Regions from separate parts of the Homo sapiens genome. Here regions 2 and 3 are each linked to region 1. A link is an interaction called in ENCODE POLR2A ChIA-PET data of the cell type or tissue named here. Cell type or tissue: A673. All regions are shown on one strand. Region 1 overlaps DDB2 (damage specific DNA binding protein 2). Region 2 overlaps LRP4 (LDL receptor related protein 4). Region 3 overlaps MADD (MAP kinase activating death domain).

The links. Peaks named below come from ENCODE experiments on the same cell type or tissue, not always from the same donor. Only the 100,000 strongest peaks of a DNase experiment are listed, where the experiment ranks them.
Region 2: POLR2A ChIA-PET joins it to region 1 with 16 read pairs; 9 of 35 experiments call an interaction of 5 or more read pairs at or near these places.
Region 3: POLR2A ChIA-PET joins it to region 1 with 5 read pairs; 11 of 35 experiments call an interaction of 5 or more read pairs at or near these places.

The regions. Positions count from the first base shown.
Region 1 is chr11:47,218,491-47,223,490 of GRCh38, reverse strand. All of the region lies in intron 3 of DDB2 (damage specific DNA binding protein 2), which reads right to left. Among named protein-coding and RNA genes, the nearest start is that of DDB2, 6.0 kb to the right of the region's middle. In A673, no CTCF peak of the experiment used is centred here; a DNase peak (open chromatin) is centred at 3,000; H3K27ac peaks cover 1,047 bases.
Region 2 is chr11:46,906,609-46,911,608 of GRCh38, reverse strand. The region is part of intron 1 of LRP4 (LDL receptor related protein 4); the gene reads left to right. Among named protein-coding and RNA genes, the nearest start is that of LRP4, 9.4 kb to the left of the region's middle. RefSeq lists enhancers at 4,013-4,845, 4,846-5,000. In A673, no CTCF peak of the experiment used is centred here; no DNase peak of the experiment used is centred here.
Region 3 is chr11:47,292,605-47,297,604 of GRCh38, reverse strand. MADD (MAP kinase activating death domain) reads right to left here. Exons shown (of 37, transcript NM_001376571.1): 22 at 3,622-3,722; 23 at 2,026-2,109; 24 at 1,550-1,708. Among named protein-coding and RNA genes, the nearest start is that of MADD-AS1, 23 kb to the right of the region's middle. In A673, no CTCF peak of the experiment used is centred here; no DNase peak of the experiment used is centred here.

The sequences.
Region 1 (5,000 bases):
TTATTTTTGAGACACAGTCTTGCTCTGTCACCCAGAATGGAGTGCAGTGACACCATCTCGGCTCACTGCAACCTCTGCCTCCCAGGTTCAAGATTCTCATGCCTCAGCCTCCCGGGTAGCTGGGATTACTGGTGAGCGCCACCACACCCAGCTAATTTTTGTATTTTTAGTAGAGGCGGGGTTTCACCATGTTAGCCAGGCTGGTCTAAAACTCATGATCGCAAATGATCCACTTGCCTTGGCCCCCCAAAATGCTGGGATTACAGGCGTAAGCCACAGCGCCCAGCCTAGACATCATCTTTAAAGTACTGACAGGAGAAAACTGTGAACAAATATATTGTATGCAATAAAATACAATTTTAATTTACCAATTAAAAAATAAAAGTTAAATAATTTTAAAAACTGTGAACCTAGAATTCTATACTTAGCAAAAACATCCTCCCTCAAAATAAAGGCAAAATACTTTTCTAGATAAACAACAGTGGAAAGTATTTATCACCAATCTGCATTATAAGAAATATGAAAGGAATTTCTTCAGGCAGAAAGAAAATATTACCAAAAGGAAATCTGGATCACATGAAAGAATGAAAGCACTGGAAATGACAATATGTGGGCAAATAGAAAAACCTTTTCTCATTTAAAAAGTATCTTTAAAACATTCCTACTCTATAATCCAGCCATTCCACTGCTAAGTATTTACCCAAGAAAAATGAAAACATATATCCACACAAATACTTGTACGTGAATGTTCACAGTCGCTTTATATGTTGCATTCAAAAACTAGAAAAAAATTCAAATGTCCTTGAACAGGTAAATGAATAAACTGTATCATATCAGTACAATGTGGCTGGGTGCAGGGGCTCACGCCTATAATCCCGGCACTTTGGGAGGCTAAGGCAGGAGGATAGCTTGAGGCCAGGAGTTTGAAACCAGCCTGTGCAACACAGTGAGACCTCTGTCTCTATAACAAAATTTTAAAATTAGCCAGGTATGGTGGCCTGTGCATGTAGTGCCAGCTACTCAGGAGGCTGAGGTGGGAGAATCGCTTGAGCTGAGGAGGTTGAGGCTATGCTGAACCATGATCATCCCTGGGTGACACAGCAAGACCCTGTCTTAAAACAAAAAACAATGAACCATTATTCAGAAAGAAAAAAAAAACTACACATAAAAATGTAGATAAATTTCAAATAATTATACTGAAACAAGCTAGAACAAAAATAAAAGACCATATATTCTATGATTCTATTTATATATAGTTCTAGAAAATGTAAATTAATTTCTAAAAATAAAAAATAGATCAGCAGTTTACAGTGAATAAGATATTGGGTAGAGAGGGGTGGATTACAAAGGGGCATAGATAACTCATCTATCTATCACTCTCCAAATATTCAACAAAGGGTGGGGAAATGGGAGTTATTTTAATTGTGGTGATGGCTTCACAGTTGTACACATATGTCAAAACTCATGGAATTGTACAATTTATTCTTTTTTTCTTACTGCTTCTCTGGAGTAGGACTACCCCATAGGCTGAGAATAGCCAAATTGTACACTTGAAATAGCTGCAGTTTATGTCCACTATACCTCAATAAAGATATAATTTTAAAAACCCAGGCCGGGTGCAGTGGCTCGTGCCTGTAATCCCAGCATTTTGGGAGGCCGAGGCGGGCGGATCACTTGAGGTCAGGAGTTCGAGACCAGCCTGGCCAATATGGTGAAACCCTGTTTCTACCAAAAATATAAAATTCAGGCTGGGCACGGTGGCTCACACCTGTAATGCCAGCACTTTGGGAGGCCAAGGCAGGTGGATCACCTTAGGCCAGGAGTTCAAGACGAGCCTGGCCAACACGGTGAAACCCCGTCTCTACTAAAAATACAAAAATTAGCTGGGCATGGTGGTAGGCTCCTGTAATCCCAGCTACTCAGGAGGCTGAGGCAGGAGAATCATTTCAACTCAGGAGGCAGAGGTTGCAGTGGGCCGAGATCGTGCTACTGCACTCCAGCCTGGGCAATAGAGTGAAACTCTGTCTTAAAAAAACAAAACAAAACAAAAATTAGCTGGTGTGGTGGTGCATGCCTGTAATCCCAGCTACTCGGGAGGCTGAGGAAGGAGAATAGCTTGAACCCAGGAGGCGGAGGTTGCAGTGAGGTGAGATCGCACCACTGCACTCCAGCCTGAGCGACAGAGCAAGACTCAGACTTGGAAAAAAAAAAAAATAGTGTACACATGCACAGAGGGATGCTGAAAATGGGGATTTTGGATCATATTTAATTTATTTTTTACACTTTTCTCTGTATTTTATGATAAGAATACACTGTTTTGTTTTTTGAGAGATGGAGTCTCACTGTGTCGCCCAGGCTGGAGTGCAGTGGCACCATCTCAGCTCACTGCAACCTCCACCTCCCAGGTTCAAGTGATTCTCCTGCCTCAGATTCCTGAGTAGCTGGAACTACAGACGTGCACCACTACTCCCGGCTAATTTTTGTATTTTTAGTAGAGACAGGGTTTCACTATGTGTTGGTCAGGCTGGTCTCGGAACTCCTGACCTCAGGTGATCCACCCGCCTCGGCCTCCCAAAGTGCTGGGATTACAGGCGTGGGCCACTGCGCCTGGCCCCATACATTGTTTTTATAATAGGAATAAAATTAAGCTATCTTCATTGTGAAACTGTAATACATGTTCCCTTGCCAAGGGCCTGAAGAATGTAAAGGTCACAGCCAAGGTCAGATGACTAAAGAAGTGACAAAATGAGGCACTGTTGCTCCTCCAGTAACTGGTCTCAAATCAGCATTCTGCTGTCAGCATCTGGGAGTAAAACCAGACAGGTCTCTTCCAGACTGCCATACCCTTCCTCTGCTCCAACCTAGCTCCCTGCAAATGCAAGCCACAAAATTCAATGCCTAGACCAATCTTCATTACAGTGTAAAGAAAGTTTACACTGTAAAGAAGGTTACACGCATGTCATAAGGTGATGCAACAAAGAAAAAAAGCAATCTCAGTCTGGCACAAGTTCAAAGCACTTGTCATTATCCTGTTAGTCAGGAAGCTCTTCCCCTAGAATACCCTACACTGCTTCTTCCCATCTCCAGGCATAAGCTAAATTCCTCTATTCCCATGTCCTAGACTCCTGGAGAAAACAAGAAAACAAATTTCTTCCTGTCTGAGCTCTGGGTTCTGACTTCAACTTCAAGCTGCCTTATTAGCGGTCACCTGCCTCTTTAGCTGGGCAGGAAACCTACCCCACTCTGTCCGCGGCACTCCTCTGACTGCCTTTCTGGGGGCTTCTGGCACTTGTTCCTTGAACACCCATCTCACACTTTGAATTCCAGTCTCCCACACCTGTCTAACCTGGCCTTTTCTGGTGGTCTGCTCTCCAAATCCCTCCACTTAAGAGACCTCCTGCTGGCTGGGTGCAGTGGCTCACGCCTGTAATCCCAGCACTTTGGGAGGTCGAGGCGGGCGGATCACGAGGTCAGGAGATCGAGACCATCATGGCTAACACGGTGAAACCCCATCTCCACTAAAAAATATAAAAAAAGTAGCCGGGTGTGGTGGCGGGCACCAGTAGTCCCAGCTACTTCGGAGGCTGAGGCAGGAGAATCGCGTGAACCTGGGAGGCGGAGCTTGCAGTGAGCCGAGATTGCGCCACTGCACTCCAGCCTGGGCGGCGGAGTGAGACTCCATCTCAAAAAAATAAACAAATAAATAAATAAAGAGACCTCCTCCTGGGTTCCCCCTCATGTCTACCTTTAAACCAGAGCTAGAAAAATAGTGGACTGAAGCAGAATTCGGCTGAGACGTGTGTTTAGTTTCATTCAGTGCCAATATTAAGACGTTCTAGAGGCCCAGCACAGTGGCTCAGCCCTGTAATCCCGAGCAATTTGGGAAGACAAGACAGAAGGATTGCTTGAGGCCAGTAGTTTGAGACCAGCCTGGGCAATATAGAGAGACCACATCTCTAAAAATTAGCCAGGCATGGTGGTGCGTACCTGTAGTCCCTGATACATGGGAGGCTGAAGCCGGAGGATTCCTTGAGTCAGGAAGGTGGAGGCTGCAGTGAGCTATGGTTGTGTCACTGCACTCCAGCCTGGGTGACAGAATGAGACTCAAAAAATAAAAATAAAAAAAAATAATGAAGTTCTGGAGACTGCTTACACAATTTACCCAACGCCATTGAACTGTGCACTTTAAAATGGTTACGAAAGTAAATTTCATGTTATATGTATTTTATCATTATTTTTTAAAAAGTTGGCTGGGGGCGGTGGCTCACGCCTGTAATCCCAGCACTTTGGGAGGCCGAGGCAGGCAGATCACAAGGTCAGGAGATAGAGACCATCGTGGCTAACACGGTGAAACCCCATCTCTACTAAAAATACAAAAATTAGCCAGGCGTGGCAGCATGCACCTGCAGTCCCAGCTGCTGGGGAGGCTGAGGCAGGAGAATGGCATGAATCCGGGAGGCGGAGCTTGCAGTGAGCCAAGATTGCGCCACTGCACTCCAGCCTGGGTGACAGAGCGAGAGTCCGCCTCAAAAAAAAAACACTTTTAAATGGTTAAGGTGATACATTTTATGTTACGTGTATTTTACAATTTTTTTTAAAACTCAAGATATATGACATTTAAAAAATGAGGATTTGTGTCTTTGTTTGAGAAAAATCACATCTGATATCAAAAGACCTACATTTTTGCACAACAGTCATCTCTAGTTTACCCCTGACCCTACCACCATACATTCTTTTTTTTTTTTTTTCCACTCTGGCTTCTGGAGCCCTATAAGTTTGTGACTCCTGCTCTAAACCCAGTGTCACTTTTCACAGCACAGCCCTCCAATGTCAGCCACCAGCTGGGCTGGCTAAAGGTCCTAGAGGGGACGACACACTCACCCCTCAGCAATGGATGATAAACTCTAGCACAACAAAGACCATTCCCAAGAACTCTGTGCCAAACCTCACCCAGTCACACTATGTCTTTCCTTCTTTTCTCTCCATTTATCTAATACTGC
Region 2 (5,000 bases), 310 kb after region 1:
TTTATTTATTTTTTTTTTTTGAGACAGGTTCTCACTCTATTGCCAAGGCTGGAGTGCAGTGGCATGATCATAGCTCACTGTAGCCTCGAACTCATGGGCTCAGGAGAAGAGAGAGACTTTAAAAGGTTTCCAGAAAAATGTGGTTTGTTGCTCCCTGAACAGCCATAAACAAATGTGGTTTGTTACTGTGTGGACCTTCTGATTTGAGATGTAGGGGGAAGGGAAAGCAATATTTTGAGCAGCCCTTCACAGAGCACAGCCATGTTTGAGCCCTGTTGGATTTGTGAAATCTGTTGACAGCTTCCAGGTAGGGCAGGTAGAATTTTGAGGATCTATACAAAGATAGCCTGGCATTGGCTACATTACTAGGTTGAGAGAGAGGACATATCCAGATGAAGATAATGGGATTAGTACAAATAACAAGAAAAACAATAACAGCTGTCTAGTATGAACCTCATACGTATTATTTCATTTAGACCTCCCAGCAACCCTATGAAATAGATACTGTTATTACTCCTGATTTACAAAAGTGGAAGCTAATCCATTTCTTAATTGCTCTGTACTTTAGTTTCTGGATTCTCTCTCCTGTCCTTGGCTCCTCAGAATTAGTTGGTGATAAATTAGGCAAAGATTTGCTGGGTGTGGTGGCTCGTGCCTGTAATCCCAGTGCTTTGGGAGGCCGAGACAGGTGGATCACTTGAGGCCAGGAGTTTGAGACCAGCCTGGTCAATGTGGAGAAACCCTGTCTCTACTCTAAAAATACAAAAATTAGCCGGGTGTGGCGGTACACACCTGTAGTCTCAGCTACCTGGGAGGCTGAGGCAGGAGAATCGCTTGAACCCGGGAGATGGAAGTTGCAGTAAGCTGAGATTGTGCCAGTGCACTGCAGTGTGGGTGACAGAACAAGACTCCACCTCAAAAAAAAAAAGGGGGCAAGGATAAAGGATACCATGTGCCTCAAGCTCTTTCAGAGAAAGGCAATAAAGCAAGACTCTGCAGTTATTCATGCCACCAACTTAACCCATGGTGGTGGTACTGCTGCCTGGTACACAGTAGGGTTTTCAAACATCTCAAGTCCTAAAATAGCAGGTCTTAATCATGGAGTGGTTGGATGTGACAGTTCTGGGGTAAGCCAAATCTTTAATAGTAATAACAAGAGCTATTATTTATTGAGCACTTAGTATGTGCCAGGCAGTAATGCTAAGTCCTTCTTATGAATTAACTAATTTATTTCTCATAACATTCCTGTAAGTTAGGGGATTTTATTATCCCAATTTTCCTGATGAGAAAATTATATATAAAGAGGTTAAATAGCTGCCCAGGGTCAGACAGCTAGGAACTTAGCAGAGTCAGGATTTTTATCCTGGGGAGTTTTGTTCCTCCGTGCTTAACATTATGTTCTTCTGCCTCATAACTTTGGAGGCTAACCATTAAGGACTTCTTTTCTGTATGTAACAGTAGCAAGAGAGGGCTGAACTTGCTTGGACCCGCAATCATGTGCCCGACATGTCCCTTTCGAAACGGGCCACTGAGGAGAAGACTTCACCTGGTAGATTTTCCAAACCAACCAAGTTAAGCTGGCCTCTAGGAATCGGGAATAAAAGGGACCATGGGACAGAAATAAGTAGAAACATGGCGTGTCAGTTTCACAGCCGGATAATACAGCTGGTGAAAGGAACTCTTGTAGGAGAAAGGAGTAAACAAAACCTGGGTAGGACAAAGAGGCTGCCTTGCAAACGAGAAGATTCCTGTTCTCTCCAGCACTGGTTAGGTAGGAAATAACTACTTTTATTTATGATATTCTGAGTCTCTTTTCCTTTGACTCCAGCTTTCACAAGATTCTAGAGGAGTGTTTCATTCATTCATTCATTCATTCAACGAACTTGTATTTATTGCTGCCAGTGGATAAAAGGAGAGAGGCATATGCTAATATGCTTTAGCATATTATAAACGAATGGTGATTCCTCCTTTTTTTTTTTTTTTTTTTTTTTTTTTTTGAGACGGAGTCTCGCTCTGTCGCCCAGGCCGGACTGCGGACTGCAGTGGCGCAATCTCGGCTCACTGCAAGCTCCGCTTCCCGGGTTCACGCCATTCTCCTGCCTCAGCCTCCCGAGTAGCTGGGACTACAGGCGCCCGCTACCGCGCCCGGCTACTTTTTGTATTTTTAGTAGAGACGGGGTTTCACCTTGTTAGCCAGGATGGTCTCGATCTCCTGACCTCATGATCCACCCGCCTCGGCCTCCCAAAGTGCTGGGATTACAGGCGTGAGCCACCGCGCCCGGCCGATTCCTCCTTTTCTCATTGTAATCCTAATAGCTTCCACACTGGGGTAGCCACCAGACTCCAGAACACTCACAGGGTACTCCTTAAGCCTTCTCATCTCTGGTTCAGCTTGAAAAAGCTGGTCTGTAGCTGTGAGTAGTCACGGTCTACCCATGTGCCTCCATGTGACAGATGTGGTCCACCTTCAGCTGTGCATTCTATGGAATGGTGGAGAGCAGTGCCGCTAGACACTTGAGTGTGCATCGGTGTCACCCGGAAAGCTTACTGAAAGTCCAGACTCTGAGATCACACTAAGAGAAGAATACTAGTTTAAGTGTCAGAATGGGGCTGCCATCCTGGCTCTCCTACTTACCTTGTGACCTTGGCCAAAGCGGGTGCCCTTACCTGTTGGATGGGCCCTGCAGTCATTGCTCAGGATTATTGTAATGATTCAATGAGAATGCAAGTGCATATGCAAAAGTAGCTCACAAACTAAAGAGAAATTGCAAAGTATAATTATTTGTTATGGGAAGCCCTGTTCCCTGGACCAACAACACTCGAGTGCTGATTCAAAAGTGCTGGGACGCCAGACTTTCCCCACTTCATTACTTTACCTTCCGGCGAGGGAAATGAATCTTTCTTTACCTTAGCAGTAACCAGAAAGAGGTCACTGTTTGAGACCCATAAACTCACTGCATATTTGCTATTGGAGAACACATAAAAGAGAGGGACCCAGAAGTTGTAAATTCCCCCTTTTGACCTTGGGGTTTTGGAGATTCTCACAACAGTAATACCATTTATTGGGAAGCAGTATAATCACCTGCCTGGGTGTGAATGCTGGCCTCAACCCTTAGTACTTGTGCAATCTATCTACAGACTTAACCTTTCTGTGGTTCATTGTCCCCAGCTGTAAAGTGGTGATAATATTAGGTTGGCGCAAAAGTAATTGCAATTTTTGTCATTAAAAGTAATGGCAAAAACCGCAATTGCTTTTGCATCAAACTAATAATAACAGTACCACCTCCTAGGGTTGTTGAGAGCCTTCAGTGATGTAGCATATGAAAAGCACTTAGAAAAGTACTCGGAGGGCACCTGGTAAGTATTTAATAAATGATGGGGCCAGGCGCAGTGGCTCACGCCTGTAATCCCAGCACTTTGGGAGGCCGAGGTGGGCGGATCATGAGGTCAGGAATTTAAGACCACCCTGGCCAACATGGTGAATCCCCGTCTCTACTAAAAATACAAAAATTGGCCAGGTGCAGTGATGGGTGCCTGTAATCCCAGCTACTCAGGAGGCTGAGGCAGGAGAATTGCTTCTCGGGAGGCGGAGGTTGCCGTAAGCTGAGATCGCGCCACTGCACTCCAGCCTGGGCAACACAGCAAGATTCCATCTCGGAAAAAAAAAAGATGGTTATATTATTATGAAGCTTTTGCTGTGTGTTAGCCCTGTGCTAAGCAGTTTATATGGGTTAATCTTTACAAAGCCCTTTGAGTTAGAACTGTTAATATTCCCATTTTATGGATGAGGAAACTGAGGCCTGGAGGGATTAACTAACTTGCTCAAAATTGCGGAATTTGTGGTAGAACCAAGATTTGAACCTTCATCTCTCTGACTTTAGAATCTATGTTGTCTACTACTAAGTTAGTGTGTCTTGTATACCAGATGGATGTTTCCCTTCTTTCCTTTATATCAGGGCTGTCCAGACTTTTGGCTTCCCTGGGCTACACTGGAAGAAGGATTGTCTTGGGCCACACATAAAATACATGAACATTAACAACAGCTGATGAGCTAAGAAAAAAGAAATCGCAAGTAATCTCATGTTTTAAGGAAGTTTACGAATTTGTGTTGGGCCACATTCAAAGCCATCCTGGGCCATGCAAGTCTCAGGTTGGACAAGCTTGCTTTATATGAAAGCCGTGAGAAAGTGGTAAGATGGCGGGAGTGGGAGAGATGAGATGTAAAAGGTAAGATTTTAGTTAACCTCTAGAGAAACATCCTATGAGCACATTAACATATATCCCAAAAGCTGGATGGCTTCATGATCAAAGATACCTTGCGGACAGACCTTTTCCATAGTGAATTGCATTAGGTGGAGGGGCTAGAGCCCAGGCCCCTGGAGGCTAAGGGAGCTTGCGATGTGGCTGGCAGCTTTCAAGGCCAGAGCATAGTGAAGTGTTCTAATTCAACACTTCTTAAAATGAAGGCTGCATTTTGCCACCCACAGTCATTTGTTTTCTTTCTTCACTCACCATTCTTTTCCTTAAAAAGGGTTAAAAGCTGCCTTTATGATCACAGCCAGGACTTGAGTGAAAAGGCAGAATTCCACCTCTGAGGACCCCAGAGGGACAGCAGTTGCCCAGAAGAGCTGGCTTTTTGGAGTATAATGTGTCTGTTTACTGTATGAATGCCCAAGTCAAGCGTTTGCCTGACCGGTGGCTGCCCGCCCTTCACTGCAGCGGACGCTGAGATGTTGATTTGACATGCAGGAAGTCGAGGCCCTTCAACTGCCTGCAACTAACTTGATGCCCACCGATGGAATGCTTTGTTCCTACAGTCTGCGCGGGGGAAATCGGGACTTCTGTTATCACTCAGCCAAAGGCGGGGGTGGGGCCCTAAAAAAACAAACGGAGCTTAAGGTTCTTCCCTACCAGTATGACTTTTCATTTGCACGCAGCCCCAGGACACTGCTCTACTTGCTCTATTCTGGTACTCTGATTCTTAATATCAAGGCCTTTTG
Region 3 (5,000 bases), 74 kb before region 1:
CGTGGTGGCGGGCACCCGTAGTCCCAGCTACTTGGGAGGCTGAGGCAAGAGAAGAGTGTGAACCCAGGAGGCGGAGCTTGCCGTGAGCCGAGATCGCACCACTGCACTCCAGCCTGGGTGACACAGCGAGACTCCATCTCAAAAAAAAAAAAAAGAAAAGAAAAGAAAACCCCTAATAAACTGTCAGCACAAAAGAAAAATCAATCACTCAATCAGCCAATCAGTCTGTTCAGACTGAGAGAGAGTTAAGGCCCATTAACTTGAGTAGCCTCTCAGTCCTATTCCCAATCTCCACTCTGGGAGGTCACTGACTCTATTAAAAACACACATACAGAAGGCTCTGGGGGTGGGAATGATAACCAGTTTTAAATAGTTGGTTTCATTTAACTTTTATCTTCCTTTCTCCCCATAGGCCTTAAAGATAAGGACCTATGCGTATAAGCTCTTGTAGAGAACATCCATTCTCATCTCTGTTTAATAAAGTAACAAGTCTATCAGTGTTTTAACACAGCCTATAGAGGCACATACACATTAAAAAGCAGAGGCTGGGCACAGTGGCTCATGCCACTTTAAGAGGCCAAGGCAGGAGGCTCACTTAACCCAGGAGTTTGAGACTGGCCTAGACAACAGAGGGAAACCCCATCTCTACAAAAAACTAAAAAATTAGCCAGGCATGGTGGTGTATGCCTGCAGTCCCAGCTACTTGGGAGGCTGAGGTGGGAGGATCACTTGAGCCTAACAGGTCAAAGCTGCAGTGAGCAGTTGAGCAGTGACTGTGCCACTACACTCCAGCCTGGGCAACAGAGTGAGACCCTGTGTAAAAAAAAAAAAAAAAAAAAACAACAAAAAACAGATGTCTACGGCAAGGACTAAAAAGAATTCATCTCCTTCCAGCTGATCATGGGCTTACTGTGTGATCTAGGGAAGTTCTTTTTTCCTAAGGCATTGTTCCCCTCACCTATTAGAAGAGACTACTCACAGCAATATAGTGAATCACAAACTTCTTGAGTAGAAACCATGCCTTTTTCATCCCTGTTTCTTTAGCACAAAATCTGGCACTTAGTAAATCACTTCATGGATGTTTATTAATGAATGAAAACTTCAAATAACTGTTAGGAATATACTAAAATAAAATGCTATTTTATTTATAAATAGAGCAGTGACCAAAATAAAACTGGATAGTCCATAGAAATAGGCAGACTGGTACTAAACGAGAGCTGTAATTGTCCTGACATTGCCACAAAGGTATTACTTTGCCTGTGTTAAACCTGGGGGTTAATACTACATAGGATTCAAAGCCCTTACGTGACTGGGCACGGAGCCTAACTCATCAATGATTCAGGAGAGGGTTCTAAAAGCCCCAGATTGTGAGTCAAATGACTCTGAACAAAGCCTTAAGAAATGTTTTCCTTAAAGCCAAATATAAGAAGATTACCTCTTCCTTATTTAACCTTTACCTCTTTAGCGTCTCTTAACTTTCATTCTTTTCTTGCCTGCTTCCCTCCCCCATTAAAGAAATGGTTTTCTTTTGTTAATAAACAAAGCTTACAAAGATGGTGCTTGTGGCAGAGTTGGTCTCAATTTCACTATCAGACAAAGTGCCCCGAGAGCTTGCCAGGTGAACACTGCCCTCGCCACCTGGTCCATCACCTGCATTGCTGCTCAAGTCACTGTCAGCTCCAAGGGTCTCTCCAGAGCTATTACTCACCTGGAAAGGAAAAAAGGTAGTAAGAGACAGTCCCCAGGGATGGGCCCCAGAAATACCAAGCTGTTAGAGCTCCCTGCCACCATAAAAAAGTATTAAATTTCAAAAGTGTGTCAGATAGCCTCTGGAAGTACCTTCTTTATAAGATGAGAAGCTCTGGGTGAAATCTCGTATACACACACCTATGATGGTAAACATCTCCACCATGAGAACCATGCTGACCTGAGACTCAGAGCAGCCTCCAAAGAGAAAGTAGCACCCTTTTCCAAAGGGGAAATCCACACCCCACCCACCAAGATGCCAGTGTGGTGTTCCCCTACCACGGTGCTAACTTCAGAATCCTGACTTGAGCTGCGGATCATAACAGCTGGACTCACGCCGATGACAGAGTCTTGATCAGTCCTCTGAAACAAGACACAGGAACATTAGGGGAGGTGTCCAATCTCCTCTCAGTTTCCCACAGAAATACTGTACCTTTTTCTTTCTCCTCATCCCCACCCTTCTGTTATCATCCTTAGAGAAGTCACGAGCAACTTTTGTTTCCAGAATATAAAATATGTACAACTTATGTAATAAAAAAAAGAAATAGGCCGGGCACAGTGGCTCACGCCTGTAGTCCTAGCACTTTGGGAGGCTGAGGTGGGAGGATCATTTCAGCCCAGGAGTTGGAGACCAGGCTGGGCAACATGGCGAAACCCCATCTCTACAAAAAATACACAAACTTAGCCAGGCATGGTGGTGGGTGCCTGCGGTCCCAGATGCTCAGGACGCTGAGGTGGGAGCATCACTTGAGCCCAGGAGTTTGAGGCTGCAGTGAGCAGAGAGCACACCACTGCTCTCCAGCTGCAGCGACAGAATGAGACCCTGTCTCAAAAAAAAAAACAAAAAAACAAAAAACAATGCGTTAAAGAAGTACATGCTCACTGTAGAAAATACATGAAAGAATAAGGAAATAAGAACAAGCTGTAAATCTACCTCCCACGTTAACCACTGTTTTTAGTATATTTCCTTTCAGTTTTTTCTCAATACATTTTAAAAATAAAATTGGAGTCACACTATAGGTAGCTTTGTTAAACAGTTTCCCATGTCACTAAATTTTTGAAAACACAATCTTTAATGGATACTAATATTGCATTACATGGATCTATTATACTTATTTAATAATTCCCTTATCATTAGTTATTTATATTGTTTTGAGGTTGTTCATTTTTTTTTTTTTTTTTTTTTTTTGAGACGGAGTCTCACTCTGCGGCACAGGCTGGAGTGCAGTGGCGCAATCTCAGCTCGCTGCAACCTCTGCCTCCCGGGTTCCAGTGATTCTCCTGCCTCAGCCTCCTAAGTAGCTGGGATTACAGGTGCCCGCCACCACACCCAGCTAACTTTTGTATTTTTAGTAGAGACGGGGTTTCACTACGTTGGCCAGGCTGGTCTCCAACTCCAACTCCTGACCTCAAGTGACCCACCTGCCTCGGCCTCCCAAAGTCCTGTGATTACAGGCATGAACCACCGCACCTGGCTATTTTATTTTTATTTTTATTTTTTTTTTTTTTTGAGATGGAGTTTCACCTTTGTTGCCCAGGCTGGAGTGCAACAGCACAATCTCGGCTCACCACAACCTCCGCCCACCGGTTAAAGCATTTCTCCTGCCTCAGCCTCCCGAGTAGCTGGGATTACAGGCATGCGCCACCATGCCTGGCTAATTTTGTATTTTTCATAGGGGCGGGGTTTCACCATGTTGGTCAGGCTGGTCTCGAACTCCCGACCTCAGGTGACCCACCCGCCTCGGCCTCCCAAAGTGCTGGGATTACAAGCATGAGCCACTGTGCCCGGCTGTCTGACTGTTCTATTTTAACTTAAAGAAGTATTCTGAGACAGCATATTTAATACTTGCAAATTTCAACAAGGTTGTCACAAACCTGGGAACTAGACGTCAGGCTCACACCACTGTCTGCGCTGATCTGGGACTTTTTCTCCTCTGTCTCACCAAGGTCAAAGACAGGTTTGATTACTTCAGGCCCTGAGTAGGGGAAGACTTCTGTTACTCCGTGCACAAAGGCTAGGGGCAGGCTGGTAAAGGGGGTGGGACGGCAGCACAGGCTGTTCCCAGACCCGTTCAGCCCATCCTAGTCACCTTTCCAAGGACTACCCCCCACTCAGGACCCACTGGAAAAAGAGGACCCCAGATGCCTTAAGAACCAAGTAGGACAAATCAGACCTGGTCTCAATGGGTTCTCCAGCCATCTTCTCAACCTGAGAAAATTCTGAGCAAATCATCTTAAAACAGAGAAGCTCCACAAGGCTGGGCATGGTGGCTCACGACTGTAATCCCAGCACTTTGGGAGGCTGAGGCAGGTAGATCACCTGAAGTCAGGAGTTTGAGACCAGCCTGGCCAACATGATGAAACCCTGTCTCTACCAAAAAATACAAAAATTAGCCGGGCGTGGTGATGCACACCTGTAATCTCAGCTACTCGGGAGGTTGAGGCACGACAATTGCTTGAGCCCTGGAGGCAGAGGTTGCAGTGAGGCAAGATCGTACCACTGCACTCCAGCCTGAGCAGCAGAGCAAGACTCCATCTCAAAAAAAAAAAAAAAGAAAAGCTCCACGAACAAATGTCTAAACCACATTCCATGGCACTCAAGAGTCTGAGCTTCACTGGTACCTGAAACCATTTAATGGTCCCCAGGTCCCTTAATGCTTCCCAAACAAATGTGTCTAAAGGAGGTAGAAAAGGTTGGGCCCGATGAGATAAGAAACACCAGCTGTTTTGGTGGGCACTGCCTACCTCCATCCTACAACTTCTATGTTTGAGATGAAAACCACCCCCCTTGTCCCCCACCCACCCACAATGGTATGGCAGAAAGACAGAATGACAGAAAGCAAGAAAGCGTGCCTAGGCAAGCCACCAGAGAGTGGGGCAGCTACAGACTCAACATGGAGGGACAGCAACCATCTCTGCCAACTGTGCCCACAGGCCTTCTAACAGGTGTGGGAGATATCAGCCAATGGGGGGCACTAAAATAGGCAAACATTCTCCCCACCAACTCTGAAGCAACAGAGAACCAAGTTCTGGGGAGTTGTATTCAGTAGACACCTGGTTATAGCCTGATTGACACGAGGGGAGGGGGAAAGAAGCGGCCTACACACACCTAGGAGTCACATGCTACCTACCTGCTGCCATTCCAAACACGCTCTAAGAGCAAATTTGGGGTGGGGCTGACAAAGGGAGCCTGCCCCAACTGGGCCTGGGGAGTTGGCAGGTATGGAGGACTTGGGAACAGGAAAGGGCATTTG